3 separate regions of the Homo sapiens genome follow, and all the other regions are linked to region 2. Evidence: chromatin loops called from intact Hi-C (ENCODE). Cell type or tissue: ascending aorta. All regions are shown on one strand. Region 1 overlaps LOC100507560 (a long non-coding RNA gene). Region 2 overlaps LOC105369617 (a long non-coding RNA gene). Region 3 overlaps LOC124902865 (a long non-coding RNA gene).

Region 1 (8,000 bases), 150 kb before region 2:
CCCCTGCCCTCCAGAGGCTCACAGTCTAGAGGGGAGACAGGTGTGGACACAGGCAGTTGCAATGCAGTGTGTTGAGTGGGCAACAGAGAGGATGTATCACGCACCAAGGGCAGGCAGGATGGGGCAGTAACCTGGTCTCTGGTCCAGGGGTGAGGATGTCAGGAAAAGCTTTTCACAGGTGGTAATGATCATCACAGATGTGTTTCCATGTTGATTACAGGCAAGGAATTGGTGTCGACACTTTATGAGGATTGGCTCATCTAATCCTCATGATAGCACTGTTTGAGGCACAGAGGGGTTAAGTAACTTAGCAGGTGGCAAGGCACAGAGGCAGAGTGCAAACCAGGCACCCTGACTGAACAGCTTGCAGCCTCCTCCTCCATCTCTTCCACCTGTTGGTGAGTTAGCAGGGAGGAGACAGAAGAAGCAGGTCCGGACAGCCCCATCTCTTCCAACTCCTCTTCGTCTCTTCCTTTCTTATTGCTGAGCTACAGTGCATCCTCCACCCTACTGACAATAATCTACCCCAAGCACAGGGAGGATGGTTCCACTGCCTGCTAGGAGCCTCTGATGCTTCCCATCCCGCAGAGGCTGAGGCTGAACCCCCTTCATGGACACATGAAGCCCTCTAGAGTCCTCTCTGGCCTTGTCTTCCACTCCGCCTCGTCTCCCTCTATATGCTCTCAGCAGCCTTGCACACCACCCTCATCCAGCACAGGCCTGCTCGCCAGCCCACACAGCCATGCTCAGCAAGTCCTCAGGCCTGGGCACATCACTGATTTTCTGCCAGAATTGCTCTTGTCCCCCAATCTCCTGACAAACTCCTGCACATCCTTTAGATTCAGGTCAGTTGTCGCCTCACAGGAAGCGGTCCCTGACTCCTCTACGGCCAGGTTATTTGTTTCCTTGCTTAGCCATTCCCAGCTCTGGGTACAGTCCTGGACTTTCTGAGGTGGGCTGGAGCCACTCTACCCGCGGGTGAGCACCAGGTGTGGGTCTCCCCGCAAATTCATGTTCAGTGACTTTGTGCGAAATAACTTGAAGTCCCTCCACCCTGGTGGCAGTATTTACACCATAGGAATTGACAAACCCCGCAGACACCTCCCCCACCTTAGGAGCTTATTAAGGATATACTGACCCCCCACTGACTGTGTCTTTCTCCAACTGTGTCACCACTTTCGTATGTGTCTTTCTCCCCTCCCAAATGGCAAGTACTTCAAAGGCAAGGCCTCTGTCTTATTTATCCGTTTACAGACAGACCCAGCGTACTGTCTGGTAGCACATGAGGGCTGCCAATAACTCATGAGACGTGAGGCATGCCCTAGAGAATTTGTCATTTAATTATGGCAACCAGGCATTCTCCTGCCACCCCAGTCCCTTGAAAACTCTGCCACGCCCACAGTCAGCTTCCTGCTCAGAAACCTCAGTAGGTCCTTTTGCATATATGGCCAGAATGCCATGTCCCCCAAGGTAGGGATTTGTATCTGTTTGGTTTTATCAATGAGATCCAGTGCTCAGAACAGTGCCCAGCATGGAGAAATGCTTTGTACCTTTCAACACATTATTGTCAAATAAATCAATAAATGATAAAATTCAAGCTCCTTACAACAGGCTTCAAGACCCTTTATTCACAATTCTGTCTCTCCAATTCTGTGGCCAGCTTCTCCTTTGGTCAGAGCCTCCGCACCAGTCCCGCTGATCTCCTAGTTAGCCCCTCAGGTCCAGGTACCACATACTCTTGTCCTGGCATGAAACTCCCACTCCCTCCCCTCTGTCTGCCCAAAGCCGCCTCATTCTTTGATCCGACTCCTGGAACACCTGCTATTTTCTACTCTTCCTCTAGCACCAACCTGTAAGGTTAGGATTTTTTTCTACATTCTCAGCCAGGCTTTGAGCTCCTTAGGGCAGGGCTGGCGTATGGACCACCTTGGTGTCTCCAGCACCCACCTCAGGCTTTCATGCATAGTAGGCACCCGGGGTAGGGTTGTAGCCTATATTTGCTCACATTAAAAAATTAGAGACCAGCAAGATATATGCAAGTTGCCGCCTCTAACCTCGCCACCCCATGGAGTTTCTTTTTAGCAGTTGTTGACCAAGTGTCAGCAGAGGTTGCATTGGGGTGTTGGTGTTCAGGAGCCCGAGCCAGTCGGGGCTCACCATGGTGGCAGCAGGCTTTATGACTTGGTCTTTTCCTCTTTCCTTTTCCTCTCAGGTCATGGTCACCCCGCTGCTGGCTAACTGCAGCTACTTCTGCCAGCCAGTGGACTACAGATGGAGAAAGCATGGAATGAGGGTATGGCAGGGAGCAGGAAGCAAGCCTGGAGAGGGTTAGGAGGAACAACTTCATAACAATCGGAGGTCAAGGAGGTATCACCTGAGCCTTTTGATGAGAGGCAGGGGACTAGCTAGTTTTGGAGTCAGATAACATCAATTTGGATCTCAGCTCTGCCAGTTACTTGCTGTGTGACTCTGGGTGGCACACCTAACTCTTCTGGGACTCAATTTTCTTATCTATAAGATTGAGATAATAATACCTATTTTATAAAGCGAAATGATTGAAGGAAGACGGAATCAGATAATATATGATAGATAATATATGAAAGTGTTTAGCACAGGGGCCGGCACACACTGAGCGGTAGCTAGGTGGTAGTGATTTCATCACTGTTAGCTGTTCTCTGTTTCAACTGGAAGCAGAACAAAAGACTCTAGCTGAAGCCTGTCTCCAGGTAGCTAAGGCTTCTCACCAGCTGATATGGATGTTGAGTCACTGGATGTTGGTGATGGGCTCATGTCCTGTGACTCAAAGTATGATCCTTGGGCCAGCAGCATCATTTGGGAGCTTGTTGGAAATGCAGAATCTGTGCTCCACCCCAGGCACACTGATTAAGAATCTTCTTTTCAACGAACAAGATGCCCACATGCTCATTAGATTCCAAGGTTCTGGGCTGGGGCACATTTGGAGAGTCCTTCTGTGGTCACTCCAGTAGCTTCTCCCCTTCTTTCCTGTGCGAACAGGCATCTTCCTGGAGACAGGAAGGTAGGCACTGTGGAATCAGCGGTGCGTAGAACAGTGAGGATTTGGGGCTGAACCCAGCCCAGGTGGGCCAAGCCGTGGCACCAGCCGGACTGCAGTCTGATGGAACTTCCCCTTCCTGCCCAGCAGATGGCGAGCGTGTGCTGCTGGTGCCTCTTTCCAAAGGACGTTGAATTGCTTGACAGGTAAGATCCCGGACCCATGGGCTCCTGTATATCCGTCAGCCAAATCTGGGGTGGTGTCTGACTCTGCCAGCAAGAATGCTCTCTAGGTTTGCCCAGGCAGCCATGCCAGAGACTAATTTCAGAGTAAAGCCTTGGTCCAGTACCTGGCTGAGGGAGGATGCTCAGCCACTGAGGTAGCATCCCTCTCTGCCGGCTCCCCTGGTCCCTGCTTTCTATCAACAGAAGTAGGAGTAGGCATTTGCCCCATTAGTATCCAGGTTCCAGGTAAAATTAAAATGGAAAATTAAACAAATTTTAAAACTGACATGATATAGCAAGGGTCATCCAACGGCAAAAGCCATCCTTCCATGTTAATGAGAAGAAACCTTGCTGGTGAGGCCAGGGAGCTTGTGGGATTAAGCAGGGTGGGGCAAGAGCATAATGTTGGTGTGGTTGGTGATGAAAAGAGGGTACTCTTTCTTCTCAGTCTCTTGCCAAAATGATCTGAGCAAAGATCACGTGGGAATGTGTTGTGTGGGTGTCCGGATTTGGGCTGACTGTTCAACACCTGAACTCTTACCCCGGTGGCCTGGGGGGCAAGGATCGGACATTGGAAAGAACCCAGTCTCTGAAGCCAGACTGTTCTGATCCCAGTTTGGCCACCTACTAGTTGTGTGCCTTTGGGCAAGTTACTTAACCTTTCTGTGCCTCTGTTTTTTTTTTTTTTTTTTTTCTTGAAAAATGGAAGTAGTAGAAGTATAAACTGCACACAATTATGTGGTATTTAAGTGATTATTTTATACACATAAAGTAGAATAGTGTTCTCTTCCCTCCTCTTCCCACCACACAGCCCTGCCCAGCATCTAGAAGACCACCTGAAGCTTTCACACTTTGAGACCTTAGATCCTGCGAGGGTTTGAATTTCAAAAGCTTCAATTAAAGCACACAGTAGGTCATAAATTGGTGTTTGACTGTTGTTATTTCCCTTTAGTTTTACTCTCTTCTTCAGTAAAACAGGTAGAATTACCATATCCCACTCTAAGGGGTAGTTGAGGCCCCTGGAGAAGTCTGGAGAAAGGAGACCTCCAGAGTTGATGCCATCTCTTCCTCCTCTCCAGGTGTTCTTTACTTTATGAATGAAGCCAGAGCAGCCCACCTTCCTGCATCTCTACCACCATGGCACCATGCCCTGTGATGGGTGGGCTGGAGTCAAATATGTAGCAGGCAGCCAGGTAAGTGATGCGCGCCGTGGACGGCCCTGCTCCAGGCCCTAGTAAGGCAGGTCTGCTGGGCTGGTCTGCTGGGCTGAGTCCCAGCTCAGGAGACCTGCATCCCTGGAATATCATGGCTGGTCTCTAACTTTTCCCTTCCCTGAGGTCATGAGACCAGGCCTCTGCTCCCATTTGTCCCTGTGGCTCCTCAGAGCTCTCGGGCTACCCCTCTCTGGGATGGGGAGGTGGCTGCTGGGAGATGCTCATAGCCATCAGCCCAGAGAACACAAAGGTAGTAGAAACATTCTCATTGAGCATCTCAATAACTCCAGCCCTCCATCATCACGATCTCAGATGGCTCATGCCGGACCTCTGCAGGATAAGGTCTTTCCAGGGATTCTCTGTGGAGATTGCAGAGGTGCTCTCTGCAGCTTGGAGGATTGAAACATCAAAGAGAACTCCCACACCACAGCTAAGCCCAGCTCCACTTATTTTCCTTTATCTCCCCACACCCCACTCTGCAGCCTTCTTCATAGGGATGCTTAATTCTTTGGTCCATGTCTTCATGGACTGGCCAGGTTGTGGCCTTCTATGTGGCCCTGCTTCTGGTGGAAATGATATCTTACCACCCTACAGCTGGTAAGGAGATCTCATTGGCTCCAGGGGCCTTGGCTGAACCCTTGGTTCTATTCTTGGCTTGTCACTCTATACCAGTGACTTGGCATCTGCCCATAAACAAGCCCTCTCATCCTTAGATCTTCCTTAGCTTCCTAACTTGCAAGGGCCTCGGTAGCCATCTCATCAGATCCTGGAACTAACCCTAACTCACTGGCACAGTGTGGGACTTTGAGCAAATGGCTTCCATGCTCAGGTCTCAATGTCATTATCTATAAAATGAGGGCCTCAGCCAGATGACCTCTAAGCATTAATATCCTGTGAGTCTGTGATCACCGATTGCACCCTCCAGGTGCCTGGATGTCTTGCAGTTTTGGGAGAACCACTGCCCCCCAGATGGTGATGACAGCCTAAAGTGTCCCATACGGGGCTCTGGATAGACTGAGTTTATCATCAGGGCCACCATGACATGGCTGGATGGGGGAATTGGGGAAACCACGACCAGGAGAAGGGTCAAGAAGATTCTTGGGATCATGGGGTGGAAAAAACTGACTGCTCTCCCTTCTCTTTCTTCTCATGCTTTCTTTTGCCCAGGGTCAGTTTGTGGCCACTGCTGCCCCCTCTTCCTACAGTCTCCTCACTGAGTGCCCCTTCCCTGTTGGGTTCAACACATCTGTGCTCCTGTAAGCCCTCAGCCTCCTCGTTCTCTTCCTCAACTTCTACCACCAGACACATCTGAGAAGCAAGCAAGAGAGGCTGAACTAGGAGCAGGACCCAGGGACTGAAACCAGCACAGCATCCCCACAGAGAATTGGGTGGAAGGCAGCATGGCTTCCAGCTTACTGGTGCTGAGCAGATTGCTCTGGGTCTCCATTGTATCCTCTGAAGGAAGGAGGAGGATTGCCTTCTGTCCAGATCTCAGGATCAAACAAATAGGTCCAATTTCCTGTGCTCACTTCAGTTAGAGCACTTCTCATGTGACTTTGTAGCTTTGTGTGCATCTCCTTCCTCTACTAGACCTAAGCCCCTCACGGGAGGGACTCTCTTATTCTTGATGTTCCCCACACCTGGAATTTCAATAAACATCTCAATAAACGTGTGTGTTTGGATCCTTGGATCCCATGACTGCCGTCATAACCTTGGTGAAGAAGAGGGCTGGGAGTAGGAAAGAGGTCAAGGTTCGCTTGATCTCTAACCCTATAGTGGGAAATTGTGACGGAGAATATTCAAGAGTGGGTGTGGGTCTGTTTGATTTCAGGTGTAGCTGTGTAAATAGTTAGCCCTGCATATATTTTTGTCTACTCACAACTGCCTGCATGTGTATTCATAGAGTTGTGTGATTCTGTGTATGTGCCTGGGGAGTGGGAGAGGGCCATGTGCACATGTCTGAATACTTGTTTTCAAATATACATGCATGTTTCCATTTGGGTTTCTCTCCATTTGTGTTGTTTGCCTGCCTCTTCTGTAAGTCTCTGAAAGTGCCACATTGGCAAATAAAAGCCACTGGGATCAATAATTCTCCTGTTCTGATGGGAGACATGGAAGCCCACTGAGAAATCTCCGAATACATGTTCCACTAAGAGCTTCCAAAAATAAATGGGAAAAAAGGAGAAATGGGGCACACCCATCTTCTTCACAGAGAGGGAAACTGAGGACCAGCAAAGGGGAATATATGACTGAGATACTATGGCAGAAGCAAATATTGGCTGAGCTGTTCAAACCCAGAATAGGATGGGTTTCTTGAAAGCAGTTTGCCTGGGAGCTGTCTCTATGTCTCCAGTATGATGACTTTTCTCCTTTATAATTGCCCTTCGGCTGTTTTTCATCTCTAGGTAAGTTCTTATTTTGCCATGCCTCAATAGTCAAGAAAATTAAAGAATTGCTGAAGGTTATGCAGTGCTATTTGGGGACTGTGTCTCCATCTGGCCTTTTAGTTAATCAACCCAAGGCCAGGCAAGGCTACATCCTGTGGACAGAATACTCAGAGAAAATTCCCTCTAAATTACGCAGGATGTGAGCACATTCCACACCTTTTCCATGCACTGGTTGAGTGCCTTTGGGTGGGCGGTGGGGGGTGGTGAGGTGCTTATTTTAAGGCAAACTGTTATATTTTTTTAAACACAGGAGTAAGGTTTGTTCATTTGCTTAGCAGCCAAGGGAAGGGAAAAATTAGTCACTTCACAGTTTAGCATTAATATTTGCCCAGTTCTTTGTGGCTGCCTCTGCCTGATAAAGCAGCGCAAAGGGAAATGATATGTTCCAGGTCACGTCTGAATGGAATGAGACTTTTGCTGGGGAGAGCCTTTGTGAGGCAGTGTCCCAGAGAGAGTTTGGGGGAAATTCTCAATGGACTGAAGGCCCTTCATTTTTCTATCCTGTACTACTATGTAACAACTCCAGCTCTGATGTAGGAGTGCTTTGTAGGTATTGTTCATTAGTGTAGGTTGATTGTGTGAATATGATAAACCAAAGTGGTTTATATTTAGCAAAAATACCAAAATTCTTAACTAATATTGTAGACGTTCATCTCTATGAACTGTTTAAGATAATGACAAGGAAGGGTGGTGGTAGACATTTAAGTATATAACATAGCAGGGCTGGGCTACTGCTCAGAGAAAAGGAGGCTCAGAGTACTGGGAGGGAATGTTCCAGAGACAGAAGTAGGGGGCAGGCCCCCACCCCCTGTCTCCCATGAGCTTCCAGCAACTGACGGTTTGGGCTCCTGGCTGTCACCTCATAAATCAGAGTACATCTAATTGAGAGATAAAAACCACCTCCCAGTGGCCTTCATTGTCCTCTTCCTGCTAAAAATTCTGTGGAGACCTCTCCTCCCAACCCACCCCCATACATACTCCACTGTCCACTCAGCTGACCACATGTCCCCAAGAGCTGCTGCAGCCTGACCAGTCCTCTTGGAGCCAGGAATCAGAAGAAAAGATGATTTGATTTCCTCCTTTCCTACCCTCCCTTTCTCTT
Region 2 (8,000 bases):
GGAATGGAGACTTTTGTCCTGCGGCCTTAGCAGTCCTCTGAGACTCTGGCCATCTGGGACTGGTGACAAAGTCCTGGTCTCTGACCTCAGCTGCCCATGGGCTACTTCTCCCTGTCCCATCACTCTTTCTGGTCTGCTGACTTGCTGGCAAACCTGAAGCCATTTTCCTTGGAATCCGAGCGAAGGTTACAGACTGTCCGTAACGCATAGTCTTCAATTTTCCCAAGGACTGAAGCAAGGATGTAAAAAGACCTCTTTCCTCACACTTAGCCCTGTTTTGGAATCGTGGCCCATTGGATTCTTATAGCCTGCCCATTTAAATAACAAAGTGAGCTCCTGGCATGGATACAGACTAAGAAGCCGAGGCCCTGGCCTGGCTCTGACACCTATGCACTGTGGGGCCCTCAACAAATCATCCACTTCTCTAGGTCTCAGTCCTCATTTGCAATAATGAGATACTTCACCCATCCTTCCCAGCTTGCAATACTGTGACATTTGTCTTTTCAGCATTCAACACATCGCCAGGTATCTATTAACCACCAACCAGGTGTCCAGTACTCTGCTAGTGGATATAAGCAGAGCTCTCCAGCTTTTTTTTTTTTTTTTTTTTTCATAGAATGGGACACATACAAAGTGATTTGCAAAATTCACCAGAATAAATTAATGAGGCCACCTGCAGCCAGAGGTCATGTCCTGATGCTCCAGACCCCACTCAGTGGTCCTGAGAACCGAGGACATCAGGGTCTTGGGACATCATAAAAAGGACTGCAGCACCCTGGTCAGGCAGTGCGGCTGAAGGATCCCGAGTTTCTCTACGCTGCCTCTGTCAGCCAGGAGTTTACACTGTAGCCAGGGAAGTATGATGCCCAAAACAGTGTTGAACAACTAACATGGCACTTGCATAAGAGTTACAGTAATTCAAGGATGGGGAGATCAGTGTGGTGAAGCAGTCTGGGCAGGCTTCCTGGAGGAATGGCCCCAGCACAGAAGTGGTTGACTTGGATTTCATCAGCATCAAGGCAGGAGCAGAGAGTGACAGAGGACAGACCCCTATGGGGAGAATCGGGAGCTCTGAATTCCTGTTCTGACTCCACCTCTGAATCATTCTGCCTCCGCTCTCTGTGTGTACCTCTCCTCTTTTATTCACCAATGGCAGCTGCGGGATCTGCTGAGCTAACCTCAAAGGCTGCCATGAAATTCAAACGAGACAGTGTATCTAAAGACATTCATCGGGAACTAAGTACCACATTAATATCAGGGACAATCATTAGCCGTGGATCAGGAAAGCTAATGCAAACCTTATGATCATAGGAGTTTTCCCTGCTGAGTTCATCGATGGATGGCAAGTGCTTAGGACAGCGCCTGGCTCACAGTGGAAACTTTACAAATTGTTATTGAATGAAAGGGAAAGGGAGGACTTGACCAGCTTCTCATCCTGGGCAAGATGGGGATGCAGGAGCTGGTGTGGCCTAGACAAAACTAGATTCTTCAGGGACGATCTCCCTGGGTGCATGGCCTCGGTCCAGCTGGGAGTCCTTTGCTTCCCTTGGTAACTGCCTGCCTCAGCCACTGCCTCTCTGGGGAACCCGGGGCTTTCATCTCCCCCCTACCTGCCGGAAGCCAGAGTGCTGACCCTGACCGGGAGGCCGATTTTAAAGAGCAGGCTCCTAAAGTGGCCTCCTTTTCTCAGGTGATTTATATGATCCAGCGTGCATGCTGAAGGAGAGCATTTAACTTGGATACAATTTAGAATTTTGTTTTTCTCTGAGTTTTTGATTCTGTTCTTTCCTCCTTTGGCTTGAGATTGCAATAAAAGGCAAGATTACCTGGAATAAATACCAGACTGGCTGTATGTTTGGTGAGAGACTGAAGCCGATGAGATTGGAGCCAAGAATGCAAGAGAGACAGCGTGCATGAGAACGAGGTGTCTGCCGGTCCTGCCTCTTCCAGGCGGTCTGTCCCCTTCCCCATCTGGCTGTTCTTCTCTGGGTGCCTCAGTCTCCACCTCCCTGCCCCGTCTTCTCCTACGCCTCCTGCTCAATCCTCAACAGAGATGGGGAATGTGTCCCTCCCGCTTAGGATGCTGTTCACCGCAGAACAGGATTCTGCTTTTTGGTTGCCCAGGCAGGCTGTCCAAATAGCCACCAAGACTATGCAGCAATTTAATCTCTTTCCAGGAACTCCAGGCCTGTAGTTTATGGTAAAAATGGCTTGTTCCTGTCTAGGAACACCGACTCTCACTTCAGAGGGCGACTCAGACTTCCTTAGACTCTACGGAAGCTCTAGGAAGTCTTAATGGGAAGGGGGATTTAAAAAATGTCAGGAGGGGCATGTGGGCTTCTCAAGGGAAGAGAGCAGAGGCAATATTAGACATTTCATAACATTTGGACACCTACTCTTCCTGTTCTTCATATTTTCTTGCAGCTTTGAAAGGTGTTATTGTCTCCATTTTACAGATGAGATGAGGAGACCGAGGCTCGGAGAGGCTTATGCATTTGCCCAAGACTCTACAACTCCACAACTTAACAGGTACCTCTAGAACTGTCTGACTCCAAAGCCTCTGTTCTTTCTACTTTTCCAGGAGTAGGGTAGAGAAAGGTCTGGAGTCCACAGAGTTTCGTGTGCTATTTATGATACCCTAAGGTGGCACCAGAACATCGTGATTGGGTCTGGGTGTTGCCCCAGGGACTCAAGCACCCTTTCCGATGGCCTCCCACCAAACCCAGGGCCTCACTCGGATTCTGAACCCTCAACCTTGAGGAAAATGCAGAATCGGAAGGCGGAGGGGGAGGGGGGGTTCCGAGGAGAGTCCGTGAAAATGGCAAAAAGATTGATAAAAATAAAAGGCCGGGCGCGGTGGCTCACGCCTGTAATCCCAGCACTTTGGGAGGCCGAGGCGGGCAGATCACGAGATCAGGAGATCGAGACCATCCTGGCTAACACGGTGAAACCCTGTCTCTGCTAAAAATACAAAAAAATTAGCCGGGCGCGGTGGCGGGCGCCTGTAGTCCCAGCTATTCGGGAGGCTGAGGCAGCAGAATGGCGTGAACCCGGGAGGCGGAGCTTGCAGTGAGCCGAGATCGCGCCACTGCACTCCAGCCTGGGTGACAGAGCGAAACTCTGTCTCAAAAAAAATAAAATAAAATAAAAAATAAAAAATAAAGAGCTGAGGGCTGCAGGGAAATAAAGTGGGCATGTTGGTTGGGGAAAGGAATTGACTGCAGGGATACAGCCTGTGAGTTCGTGAAGCGCCCTTCGAGCAGAGTGAACTGTTCACAGGCTCCAGCAGAATGAATCTATGGCTGAAAAATGCCAATTTTGGACCAAAGGCGTAGGGTACAGCTCCCTTTTTGGGAAGTCTGTGAAATTTAAACAGTCCAGTGCCAGGGAATCTAGCTGGAGGGAGGGGAGGAGGAAAATAAAAGCCTCTCAAGTCTCTTTTCAAGCCTGGGATTGTGGAATTCTAAGATGTGCATTTGAGAACACATCAAAGATAAGGGGGAGATGGATTTAACTGCCCAGTTCATATGGAATGAAGTTGCTATGTGTTCTTCTATTGATGTCAGGTGCCCAGACGTGACAGCAATAAATCGAGAGGGATATTTATGTAAACAAAAGAAATATAAATAGATGGGAGAGAGTAAACTAAATATAAACTCTCAGTTCAAATCACTGTGAGAACAGCCAATGCTATTTTCAGAGGGGGTGTGTAAGTGCATGCAGGGTGCTATTTATGGCCAGAAGGTTGTATGTAAACTCTGACAGTCCAGCGGCTGCTTTCAATGGCGTGCCATTCAACTCAAGCTGAAGTGGCCTATTGCTTTCTCATCCCCACAGGGAAGAAAACAAGACAGAAAGAAAGAACAAGGAATGTTTTTCCTCTCGCCATGCACGTCTAGCTGTGCACAGTCTCACACTTTTATCGCTTTCCTTCTTGACCATCACTCCTTAAGTCCTGTACATTCTCTAAAGCTGAGTTAAGGTGCATGAGGACACCTTCAGGACCCTGATGCACCCCCATCTAGTCTGTGTTCCCGGACACCCCTGTAACACCCAGGCACATTCACGCATGTTACATATATTTTCTCTTGGACTACCTTTCTGTCCCTCTGACTATACTGTGAGCTCCCCAAGGGCAAGGCTATGGCTTGCATTCCTGAGCTAAGCAATAATAGGTGCTCAGATTTGGTTTGTTCACCCCATTAATCCCTGACCCAAGGGAAGTGTGAACTTGAACGTGTAGCAGGAAAGGGATTTATCAGACAGAGGGAGATTTTCTTTTTAAAGATGAGGGTGCTAGGAGACTGAGCCATGCTTCAGCTCTTGCTCAGAGGCAGGGGATGGCAGCAATAACCTCTTAAATCCGGCCCCTCCCTCTCAGAGATTTTTCCTGTCTTTGAAGGAAGGTCTCAATGGTGAGTCAATGATGAATCTAATCCACGTTTCCTCTTCTTGCAGGCAATTGCATCTAGCATATAATGTGTTGGTTATCCCCAGAACACAGAGCAGTGCATCTCCACAGCGAGAATTCCAGAACAGGTAGGAAATTCCTTGTCTTTGGGGTTTTACTTTTGCATGTTTCCCAGAAGGGGGCAGCATCTCCCTGAGATTTCTTCCCTTTGGCGGTACAATCCTTTCCAGCAGCCTTTAAGGAAGGGCAGATTCAGAAATCCGGAGAATTGCCTCAGTCTCTGCCATTCAGATTCACTAGAGGAGTGGGAATGGGCAAAGGGTGGCCTGTAGACTGGAGAACAAGTGTCTTCAGAATGACGTGTGCCCACGGTGGTCCAAGAACACGGTCCCACCCAGAACATGGTCCCGCCAGAGGCATCAGAGGGCTCAGGTCCTCAGTGTTTGTGAACCTACCAGGGTTTTTGTGCCCCGATGCCCGAGAGGTTCAAGATTTGAAAGTCAAGGGTTGTACAGAGGGGCTGTCTGGATGGGAAATTTTGCTGTGCTCTTCTCTCATCTATTTGGGCACCTGGAGGGCACACAGCTGCATCTGCGGCAGAGCCTTAGAGGGCAGATGGCTTACTCAGTGACTTAGCTAGTTACAGCTGGGACTAGCACTGAGGTCAGCCTGCTAGGATCTGTCAGGTGCTCTCCCAACCACCTGGGACTGCCAAGGTCAAGAGACATGCAATAATACCCGTTTTCCATGATTTTTACTCTCTGCAGTTTCAGTTACATGAAGTCAGTTGAATTTCAAAGATAGGTGAGCACAGTACAGCAAGGTAGAGACCACAATCACAAAACTTGTATTGCAGTATATTGTTACAATTGTTCCATTTGATTATCAGTTATTGCTGTAAATCCCTCACTTAATTAATAAAGTGTCACATTGAGGGTTGGAACTGGCGTTCTCACTCAGCAAAGCTCTGACCAAAGTTTAGCATTAGGCCAGCCTTGCTGCACACCGCACCAGGGACAGCACATTTGCGGTGTGCACTGGGCAAGTGCACAAGGGTGTACATTTGCTTCCCTTCCCGCTCCTGGCACCTGCGGGCTGGTCTCCTCCGCGTGTGCTGGGAAGTCATCAGAACAGCTTTCAAGCATCCTAAGGCCAGCCCGCACTCCCAGATTATATTTTGATACCCATTTACCTTCTACTGCTCTTCCGATCAGCATTTACTCTGCATTTCCTGGTCTTTGTGGTTTGTCAGCTCCTTCACGTTGCTTTCGCTTAGCTGGCGTGTGTGAGGATGAATGAAGAGAGTTAAAAGCCTCCCAACCTCTGGCGCGCTGGAACAGTTCCCTGAATGTGGGGCTGCTGTGAACTGCTGTCATCGCAACATCTATCAAAAACATCTCTTGCCCCCAGGACACGACAGAGTTTTGAAAGTGTTTCTGCCCTACGTTGCTTATGCAGATACTTGGGAGAGAGCTTCCTCCATTTCTGTCTGGTTTTTGGACAAATTCTTCAGATTGTAAGATGTTCAGCATTCTGGGTTGTTTGACTGTGGAAACGCACGGGAGCTCTTGCGGTGTAGACTCTAGCCCCAGTTCTATTGCCAATCTGTCAGGGCCCTAGCAGGCATCACTGCTGTTCTTTAAGACTTACTCTTGCCAACCTCCTGTTGCACCTCTGGAAACAGGACGAGAATGATTTTTTCTGCCAGTGAGTTGAGAAAAGTTGTCACACTGAAAGTACCAACTGAATAAGGTCAGAGAATCAAGGAAGCAAGTGCCTGTGGAGGTTGATGAATCAACAGAAAAATATTACCATATTGGATGTCCACCCGCCTATGTTTAAATCTTCATCTGAGAAAGGGGTGAAGTGTTGGAAAGCATTTAAAATCTGCAAAGATGGGAAATGAGATAACGACCTGGGTCCTCTGGGACAGGACATGCCAGTGCTGGTTCTTGAGAGGACAGCTGCTCCAACAGCCGGGCTCTCCAGAATATGCCGCCGTGGGCTTCGGCCTGGCAGCAGGGCCCCTGGAGGAGCCTGGCACCCAACAGGCGCTCTGTAAATATTTGGGAAGTGAGTGGACGAGTGACTGTCCCTGGTTTGGGCTGGTGCCATTTAGAGGGCAACCAGAGTGCAGGGAAGGGAGGAGCTTGGGCAAGAGGGACATTGCTGTCGCTGGTTGATGGTGAGATGGCACTTAATGAGAACCTGGTCATTGGGAAAGCCCCAAGCCTGCGTCTTGCTGTGATGCCTTCCCCATTATGAAGGGTCCATTGGCATGGGAGTGGGGAGACCTGGACTCAGAGAAGCTACAAGGGCAAGGGTGGAAAGGCATAGCTTCTGCAAGTTGATGCTGAAAAAGATCCAAGACTCATATTCAGCAGACAGCCCATAACCAAGAGCCAAGGAAAACTTTGCCTCTGCTTCTTCTACTGGACTCTCTTGGGCTATCCTTTCATGTCTTTATTTTTCTCAAAATAGCTCTATGTTCCTTTCTTTAAAAATTAAAATATAGCAAAATTGACTTTCGGGGGTTTTATAGCTCCATGAGCTTTAACATATATGTAGGATCATGTAACCACTACTATTATCAGAATACAGTACAGTTCCATGACCCCAAAGAACTCCTTCATGCTACTACTCCCTTTGTAGTCATACTCTCTCCATATTTCTAACCCCGGCAACCAATGATCTTTTCTCTATTACTATAGTTTTATCTTTTTGAGGATGTCATATGAATGAATTTATACAGCATGTAATTTTCTGAAACTAGCTTCTTTCACTCAGCATTATGCCTTTGAGATTCACCCAAGCTATTGTAACAATAGTTTATTATTATTTATTTTATTTTTCTTTATATTATTATTTTTTATTTCAATAGTTTTTAGGGTGGATGAGTTCTTTACTGGTGAATTCTGAGATTTTAGTGCACCCATCACCCAAACAGTGTACACTGTACCTAATATGTAGTCTTTTATCTCTCACCCTCCTCTCAACTTCTCCGCCAAGTTCCCACAGTCCTTTATATCACTGTATATGTTTTTGCTTCCCTATAGCTTAGTTCCCACTTATAAGTAAGAATGTACAGTATTTGGGTTTCCATTCCTGGGTTACTTTACTTAGAATAATGACCTGCAGCTCCATCCAAGTTGCTGCAAAAGACATTACTTTCTTCCTCTTTATGGCTAAGTAGTGTTCCATGGTGGATATATACTACATTTTCTTTATCCACTCACTGATCGATGTGGACTTAGGTTGCTTCCGTATCTTTGCAATTGTGAATTGGGCTGCCATAAACATGTGTGTGCAGGTGCCTTTTTCATAAAATGACTTCTTTTCCTTTGGGTAGTGTATTAGTCAGGGCTCTCTGAAGGAACAGAATTAATAGGATATATGTATATAGGAAGGGGAGTTTATTAGAAAAATTGACTCACACGATCACAAGGTGAAGTCCCAACATAGACCATCTACAAGCTGAGGAGCAAGGAAGTCAGTGCAAGTCCCAAAACCTCAGAAGTAGGGAAGCTGACAGTGCAGCCTTCAGTCTTTGGGCAAAGGCCGAAGAGCCCCTGGCAAATCACTGGTGTAA
Region 3 (8,000 bases), 340 kb after region 2:
TGCTTGAAACAAGCAAACAAAAATTGTGGACTCCTCTTTTTAAACAAAATACTAGATTGGATACCGTGATGGGCTGAAATTGTGTTTCTTCAAAATGAGTATGTTGGAGCCCTCCCCCCACTACTCAGAATGTGACTGTATTTGCAGGTAGGGTCTTTAAAGAAGTCATTAGAACGAGATTGTAAGAGTGGGCCCTAATCCAATAGGATTCATGTCTTTATAAGAAAAAGGAGGTTAGGACAGAGACAAACACAGAGAGGCGACGATGTGGTAACACAGGGAGAAGATGGCCATCTGCAAGCCAAGGCAAGAAGCCTAGAACAGAGCCTTCCCTCAGATCCCTTAGAAACCAGCCCTGCCAACACCTTGATCTCAGACTTCAGCCTGCAGAACTGCAGGACAGTAAATTCTTGTTGTTTAAGCTCCCAGTCTGTAGGGCTTTGTTAAGGCAACCCCAGCAAACCAGTACAAATACCTAGAGATAAAATAAATCACAACCAATTATAAACCTCAAAAGCTGATAGATACCACTGAAAAATCTGGAAATATGGAAGAATAACATGATATTCATAGCTGCATTAACTGTCTGTCATACTTTACTTCCCATATTTTTGGCTGAATAATCTTCATATGTGACAATAGTTTTATAATATTCTTTTCCATAGAGAGAAGAGAAAGATAATTTAACTTCTCTTGTAACATGGTTGATCAGATTTTTTTCCAATATGGAAAAGTCTGAAGTTCACAACTTATCAGCGGTAACATCACATACATTTTCAGAATTGGTACCAAATTTGGGAAAATGTCTATCAAGTTTCTTTCACAGATCGGCTGATAAATGTCAGGACATTTTCATTATCTATTAATGCAGTGACTAATCTTAAATGCTCTTTGAATTGCCAACACTCATTAACCAGTCGGTCACCAATGTCTGCACCATAGTTATGCTATCCTGGTCAATGTTCTGATTTTATGTTGAGTCAGCAAAAAAAGGAAAATCTTTTTTCCGATGTGAGCTTATAATTCATCCCTTTCTTTTAATTGGGTTATATTATAATCCAAGAGCCTACTTATTACTTCCATTGGAAATGTATCATAAAGATTGGAAATGTATGTCTTCCTCTTAATGAACTAATACTTTTAGTATGATCTAAGATTTTTTGTTACAATTTATTTCTTCATATGAGAATAATTTTAACCTTACTTCCACAGAACTGTTAAAACCGTATAATAACCACGTGAATACCTTGCTAGGATGCCCTGCAGTCTTTGGAAGGACAGGGGCAAGTGAAGAAACCTGAAGCTGAAGCTCCATTAGCTTTGTGGCGAGTCAACCCTGGTCAAGGTTGGAGGTGGGGCTCAGAAGAACTAAACCAACAGATACTTCCAGCTGTACACACTCATCCCAGCCAGCGACACCCACTCTTCAGGTCCATGGTCCCAGGCCGCAGCAAAGTTCTGAGACTAAGGTGAGAATAAGGTGAAATTATGCACATTTTCTGTTTGTGTGTAGAGAAAGAGAGAAACAACTTCCTCAACCCGAGATGAGGTTGTCTCTGGGCGACTAGCCATCTGGTTCACCAAAACAAGATTTTCTCTGATTTTGCATGTAAGCTGTTTTTGTTTGTCTTTTTTACCACTTTGGTCCTAAAGGGTTTATTTTCTGTTACCCACTCCCCACAGAACCTCTGCATTCTGGGATGGAATGTAGGGTGATGGAATCCTTAGAGGTGGGTGAGAGGAATCCCACTGGGCCCCCCAGCATGGCCTGGGGCCTTCCTGGGCTTGGCAGTGGTTAAGAGTGTGAGCACCAGAACCAAACAGCTGGGCTCTGACACTGACTCCCTCCAACCATAGTCCCGGGACAAACTCACCCCTCCGTTCTTCCCATTCTGTATCAGTAGAGCAGAGGAAAAGTGATGAGCAGCACGTGGGAGTTGTGGGAATTGAGTCGTTGCCGCTCAAGTGCTTGTACAGGGCCTAGCACTTCGTAACTGCTCACTGCGGGAAAGGGAACAGGTTTATTAAGGGTTTGATGAACAGAACTGGAGGAAATTGGGAGGGGGCAAGGGCCCTGTCCTTATGCCAGGAACTCCTCCCTTCCTTTCTTCTCCAGGCCTCACTGGGAGCTGCACCCTCTGCTCCTCTGGCCTGGGAAAGAGCCAGATGTCTTGTCTCCTGTTTCCCATCAGAGAGGGTTTCCTCTGGCTCCAACGCCTTCCTTGCAGTGTATGAGGCGGCTTTACCTGCCTCAAAGGTCAGCTAGCAAACACCTAGAGAGTATTCTAGACAGACCCTGGCTGCAATTCCCAGGCTTTCCCTGCTAAATCTGGCAGAATCTGCCCTGGGGTGTGCCAAATGTCAATCACAAGAAGGACAGGTCACACTGCTTCTTCCGAGAAGCCTCTCTAGATTTCACCGCCCTGCCTTGAACTCTGCCCATATCCTGTGTCTCCTGTAACCCTGGGCTCAGCTTGTCCAAAAGCTGTTCCCTGCTAACCATGGCTAGTGTGCTTCTCGAATTGTGAGCCAAAAGCAAATGTTCAAAAGCACAACCAGAGATTTATATGGCATAGGGGTGTATTTTCCCAGAGAGCTAAAAAAAGATTGTAAAATCGTAATTATATCCACATTTTATGCATAATTTTTGCAATATACTAACCATATTTTGAACATGTTCATTCATTTACTTCTGCTACAATTCAACATGCAGTCACTCAACAGATATCTGTTGAGCACCTCCTAGGTACCAGACACCATTCCAGGTATTCAGAATATATCCCTCGTGGGGCGCACAATCTAATAACAGAAGGAGATGGATAATGAAAACTTCACATCATAAATGTTAGATGGTGATAAGTGCTATGGGGAGGAAACAAAGGGAGACAAAAGCAGAGCCCAAGAGAGAAGATCCAGAATGCAGGTGGAGGGTAGAGTGCAGGTTGCAATTTAAAACAGGAGGATCAGGGAAAGCCTCATTGATACACTAAGATTTGAGCAATGACTTGGAAAGGAGGTGAGGGATGAGCCGCGTGGAAATCAAGGAAAGGGCATTCTGGGTACAGGGCCCTAAGGCGCGAACGTGCCTGGCATGCATCTGAACACAGCTTAATTCTGGTGAGCATCTGATTGTGGCTTCTTTGGTCTTCCTTGGGCGTGCCTAAGGACTCCTATCTTTGTCTCATTTATATTAAGTTCATGAGATCTGTGCTTTCTACTCCAGCTTTCCACTCATCTTTATAAAACAGTAAGGACAAAATTAAATGAAATGTGCAAAATAACTGCACAAACTCTGTGCTGGGTGCCTGGTGACGCGGAACCGTCGGCTGGCACGCTGCGCCCCCACGTGGAAGCTTGCAAGGTTTGGCCCCCTAGGCACGGAAGTTCCTATCTGGCCCCTGGAAAGCAGCCCAGGGGGACCAGGCTTAGTGCCCAAATGTACGCGCTGTGCAAAAGAGAAACTTATGAAGTCAAGGACCTCGTGGCGTGTTAGACGAGAGCCCGAGGGCAGGGGTGGGGGTGCAGTGCTGATGGGGATGTGGGCCACACCCGCTAGCTTTCCTCCCCGAGCCAGAGAAGATGTTCCTGTCCTTGAACAAGAGAGCAGACAGTTCCCCCAGGCAGCTGTGTGCATGGGGGGAGGAGGGGGTTCCGGGAGGGTGCTGTGCTGCATGGCCCTCGACACAGATGTGCACTCGCATGCGCTTGGCAAAGGTGCTCCCCGCACTGGACGTGCATTTGTTTTTCCTCCAGGACTGTGTTCTGGACAAGGACCTCCTGAGGCACCCATGCTGCAGTTCCCAGAGGCTTAAGGACGGCTGCGGGACGTGTGGGCGTCTGGGTTGGTGAGTCTGGGAATTGGGGAGGGGGCGTCTGCGAAGGGAAGCCAGCCCACCCCAGTCATAAATGCCATACTCTTAGGGACACGCAGGAGTATTTTATTGTTTCATTGAAAACTGAGCCCCCAGTGCAGCTGTTCTGCCCATGAATTCCAGGGGGCAGGGACGGTGCGGGTAGGAGAATGAGGGGAAGCCAGAGGGAAGTGGGGACAGGGCCCGCTTGTCAAGTCTACGAGATCTTGTTACTGGGGTTTGGGGGAAATTGGATGCGGTTCCAGGGTTCAAATCTTTCTTGCCCCACACACCAGGGCGCTGGCTCCACTTAAGGCCATCGAGATGAAAGGGCCTGAGTGTTTATTCCCTTGTCAGCCCAGCAAATGGGTTCTGAGCCAACTCTGACAGTCTGTTTTCAAATAGGAAAAAGCGTTTTTTAAAAACTCTTTGTTTGGAGAGTAAAACCTGCTATGTGTTAAAGGTGACAAGCTAGGCTGTGCTGCAGACAGGACCCCCTCCCGGGTTGGCTCAGGGAGGCTTTTGCACTAGGCACCTCCTCAGATTACACCTGGCCATCGCCTCCCTGTCTTTCCACTTGCAATTTTAAGGGTCACCTCTCCAAGGATGCCTTCTCTGACCACCCAGCGTAGTTCCCCAGGCACTCCGTCACTGTCCTGCTGTAACCCCTTCCTGGCGATCCTCTTCGCCTGATATTTTTGTGCTCACTGATGGATGAGCTCTGCTCATGAAAATGCAAAGTCCCTTAAGAGCAGAGTCCGTGTCTGTTCTTTTGGCTGCACTGTTACCTGCACAGAGAAGAGTGCCCAACCGAGATTGTGCATTCAATACGTATATTTTATTAGTTGAAATAAATGAATGATGTTTAAGACCTGGCTTATGCATTTTCTTTAATGAAGAGATGGAGAAAACATAGCATGCTGGAGCAGAAGGGAGATTGAGGAGAAGAATCTGGACCAGCAAAGAAAAAGAATTCCAATTTTCCTTCCCTCAAGGACAACCTGCCCATAGATAAGCGCCTTGAGACCAAAGCCCATTATGGTTGCTGCCAGGCAGCTTGGAGACACAGGAATGGCCTCCCAACATCCCTGACCTCGGTTTTTGATACCTTTGTAAATGATATCCCTAATCTGTCTGCTCCTGAAATCCCTACCTCGTTTTTAAAATGTTTTCCTAAAACCTAATGAGTTTGACTTGCTCCTTTGCCTTTGGAAAGGTTGTCATTTTACATTTTAAAAGTCAAAAAGAAACGCTTCCTATCCCTCTGGATCCTCCTGGAGCCAGCAGTAGCTCTGTGGCCTTGAGCAAGTCACTTCCCTTCGCTGGGGCTCAGTTTTCTGTAAAGGGAGGAGGAGATGGTGCTGGCTGTTGTCCAGGTCCATGCCAGCTCTAAAAGGCTGTGAGCTTCTGATGCCCACCCCCCAGTGACACCCACAAAGGAACTGCCTTCCCCTCCAATGGGACAGCGTATGGCCAAGCATTCCTGGGAAGGGCAGGAAGAAGAGGGCCTCCTTCCTAGCGCCCAGGCCCTTGTCTGCTTGTCCCCTTGTCATCCTTCCCCTGGACTATGCCACTACAATGCATCATGAGGACCTTAGATATCAAGAGTGGAAACGCAGGGTTGTTCCCCAGAGTAAACAGACTACAGAAATGGCCCAGTTCTCCACTCCTGCATGCTAGTCCTTTGCCTTTTGAGTTCACACTCGTCTCAGCAAGAGCTGGAGCCTATCCCCTAACACCTGAAATTTGGATTGGCTTTCTGACTGCTTTAGCCAAAAGAATGCACTAAAAGTATCAAGGTGTAGGTGTGGAGCCCAGGTCTCAAGAGGCCTTGCCCAACCCTTCTCTCTTTCCTGGACCCCTGTAGCTGCCATGAAGGAACACCGAGGCTAGCCTGTGGGAGGATGAGACACATGGAGCAGTGCCAGCTGACCCAGCCAACACCGTTCTAGATTAACAACCATATTAGCCAACTGAGCCCCAGACATATGAATGAGTCCCAGCCAAGCCCAGCCAAGATCTGCGGGCCTGGCTCAGATCAGCAGAAGTGTGCAGCTGACCCACAGACTCCTGAGTCACGATCACCGATTGTTTCAGGATGGTTTGTTACACAGCAATGGCTAATTGACAATACACCCTGGATCTACCCCCAGGACAGCCCACATCTCCCTTAGTTTGCCTTCTTGAGCATCCTTGCACGTGGTCTGCCCTTTCTGCCTCTGTACTGCCTAGTTTATGTCTTAAAAATATCACTTCCCTCCTGTAAGTCCGGCCCTGTGTATAGAAGCATACAGGCAATCGCTTACATGAGAGAATTTTATTTTTCAGGGTCTCTCTAAAACTGGGTGCCATAATGTGTCAGCTACTTGGGCCAGCCATGGTATCTGAAACCGTGGCCCAAAGACTTGGTCTTCTGAATTACATCACACATAGTACATGTCATATAGAGGAGCACACATCCTACCTCCTGTCTCAGTGGCATGATAGGTGAAGTGGAAATCGGGTGCAGGAATGACCTTTATGGGGCTGGGAAGGAGGCTTTGTGGGAATGCAGACCTGACAGAGTGTTCCAGGAGAGGCCTCCGTGAGGTCACCGGAACTAAGCAGGGATTGGAAGCAGAGCCCCCAGGCACACCCACACTCATAGTTTTGCTAAGGATTGACCCTGTTTTCTTGTGCAAGTATTTTATTTTTCTCTAATAAATTAACATTTATTAGAAGTCTATTGTAAATCAAGCAGGCATCAGCTAAGCCCAGGAGATGACAAAGATAAATAATGAATCCCTGCCCTGAAGGAACTTACTAGTTCATAATCCTAAAGGTGCAAAATACCGCTACAAGTATATGCCAATAAATCATTAGATTCGAATTCAGTTCTTTCTTCTAAAAGTCAGGAGGTAAAACCAGATTAATCAATGATCAACAATTAGAAAAATCAATTAGGGTGATGTTTATATTACTTATGTATTTATACTTCTTCAAGTTTTACTCAAATTACATTTCTCTTTGCAAGTACGATTAATATTCAAAGCCAAACATGATTTCCAGTCTTGTCCCCAACTGCATCCTTCTGTCTTACTCACCTCTATACATGATATACCTTCATTCACCTAGTTCTATACATATCTTATCCATAGCAAATCCTGTAGCATTACCCCCACAACATACACAGAATCCCGCCAATTCGCACCACCTCCACCTCCACCATCCCAGTGCAAGCCATCAGCACCTCTCACCTATTCTTTTGCAAAAAAATTGGTAACTGGTCTTTTTGCTTCCATCCTTCTCTCCCACCTTCTATTCTAACCAGCAGGCAGAAAGATCCTGTTCAAACATAAGTCAGATTAGGTTAATCCTTAGATCATAAACCCTCCGCTATCTTCCCATCACACTTAACATAAAATCAAAGGCCCCAGATGACTTGGCCCTGACCACCTCTCTAACCCTGCTCTAGTCACATGGGCAGTATTGCTTTTCTTTACATTCACCAGACATTCCTACCTTAGTGCCTTTGCACTGGTGCCTGTTACCTTCCTGACTCAGACCTCTTCATGGACCATTTTTTTATGGCATTTCAAGCTTTGCTCATGTTTCACCTCTTTAGAAAGAACTTCCTTGACCACCAGAGCTAAAATAGCCACCATCACCACTACCCCACAACATCCTTCACTTTCTAGCCCTTTGCCCTGCTCTAGTTTTCTTCATAGCACTTACCACTGCCCTGTATTATACCATGTATTTGTTTATTTACTTGTTCGTTGCCATGATGAGATCCCTAAAGACAGGGGTCTTGGCTGGTTGGTGTGCTACCATATGTTAAGTATTTGAACAGTACCTTGCTTTTGTCATCTACGTAATAAATGTTTGTGGAATGAATCCCTAAGTGTTCACATTCATTCTGCTAATGTTTGTAAATATCTTATTTTGTAAAATAAGTGAATGGGCAAGTCTATCATATAGCTCAAACAATATCACTCTTGGAATTCAGGAAATGAACATCAAATCCCATTGCTTCTCTAAGAAAAAGAAAACAATTTGGACCACTCACTTCCCTTCTCTGAGCATTTGTTTTTCCTTCTTCAAAGTAAGTAAAACCATCCCTCTCCCCTCCCAACCGAAAAGGTAAGTACTATAGTTACTTCCATTTTA

The links. Peaks named below come from ENCODE experiments on the same cell type or tissue, not always from the same donor. Only the 100,000 strongest peaks of a DNase experiment are listed, where the experiment ranks them.
Region 1: it touches region 2 in a loop (6-fold over the local background); 7 of 110 quality-filtered maps call a loop at or near these places.
Region 3: it touches region 2 in a loop (2.3-fold over the local background); 5 of 110 quality-filtered maps call a loop at or near these places.

Annotation. Positions count from the first base shown.
Region 1 is chr12:5,019,476-5,027,475 of GRCh38, forward strand. LOC100507560 (a long non-coding RNA gene) reads left to right here. Exons shown (of 7, transcript NR_187676.1): 3 at 2,213-2,367; 4 at 3,016-3,219; 5 at 4,049-4,146; 6 at 4,317-4,430; 7 at 5,619-6,119. Among named protein-coding and RNA genes, the nearest start is that of KCNA5, 20 kb to the right of the region's middle. RefSeq lists an enhancer at 7,736-8,000. In ascending aorta, a CTCF peak has its summit at 3,167 (motif pointing right); DNase peaks (open chromatin) are centred at 3,204 and 7,086; H3K27ac peaks cover 2,503 bases.
Region 2 is chr12:5,167,351-5,175,350 of GRCh38, forward strand. It overlaps LOC105369617 (a long non-coding RNA gene), which reads left to right. Exons shown (of 10, transcript NR_188066.1): 3 at 2,457-2,529; 4 at 4,459-4,539. Among named protein-coding and RNA genes, the nearest start is that of LINC02443, 72 kb to the right of the region's middle. RefSeq lists enhancers at 4,475-5,211, 5,680-6,879. In ascending aorta, a CTCF peak has its summit at 4,568 (motif pointing right); no DNase peak of the experiment used is centred here; H3K27ac peaks cover 1,378 bases.
Region 3 is chr12:5,508,364-5,516,363 of GRCh38, forward strand. It overlaps LOC124902865 (a long non-coding RNA gene), which reads left to right. Exons shown (of 5, transcript XR_007063188.1): 2 at 1,213-1,469; 3 at 3,754-3,845. Among named protein-coding and RNA genes, the nearest start is that of NTF3, 80 kb to the left of the region's middle. RefSeq lists an enhancer at 1,100-2,299. In ascending aorta, a CTCF peak has its summit at 3,357 (motif pointing left); a DNase peak (open chromatin) is centred at 3,408; H3K4me3 peaks cover 490 bases.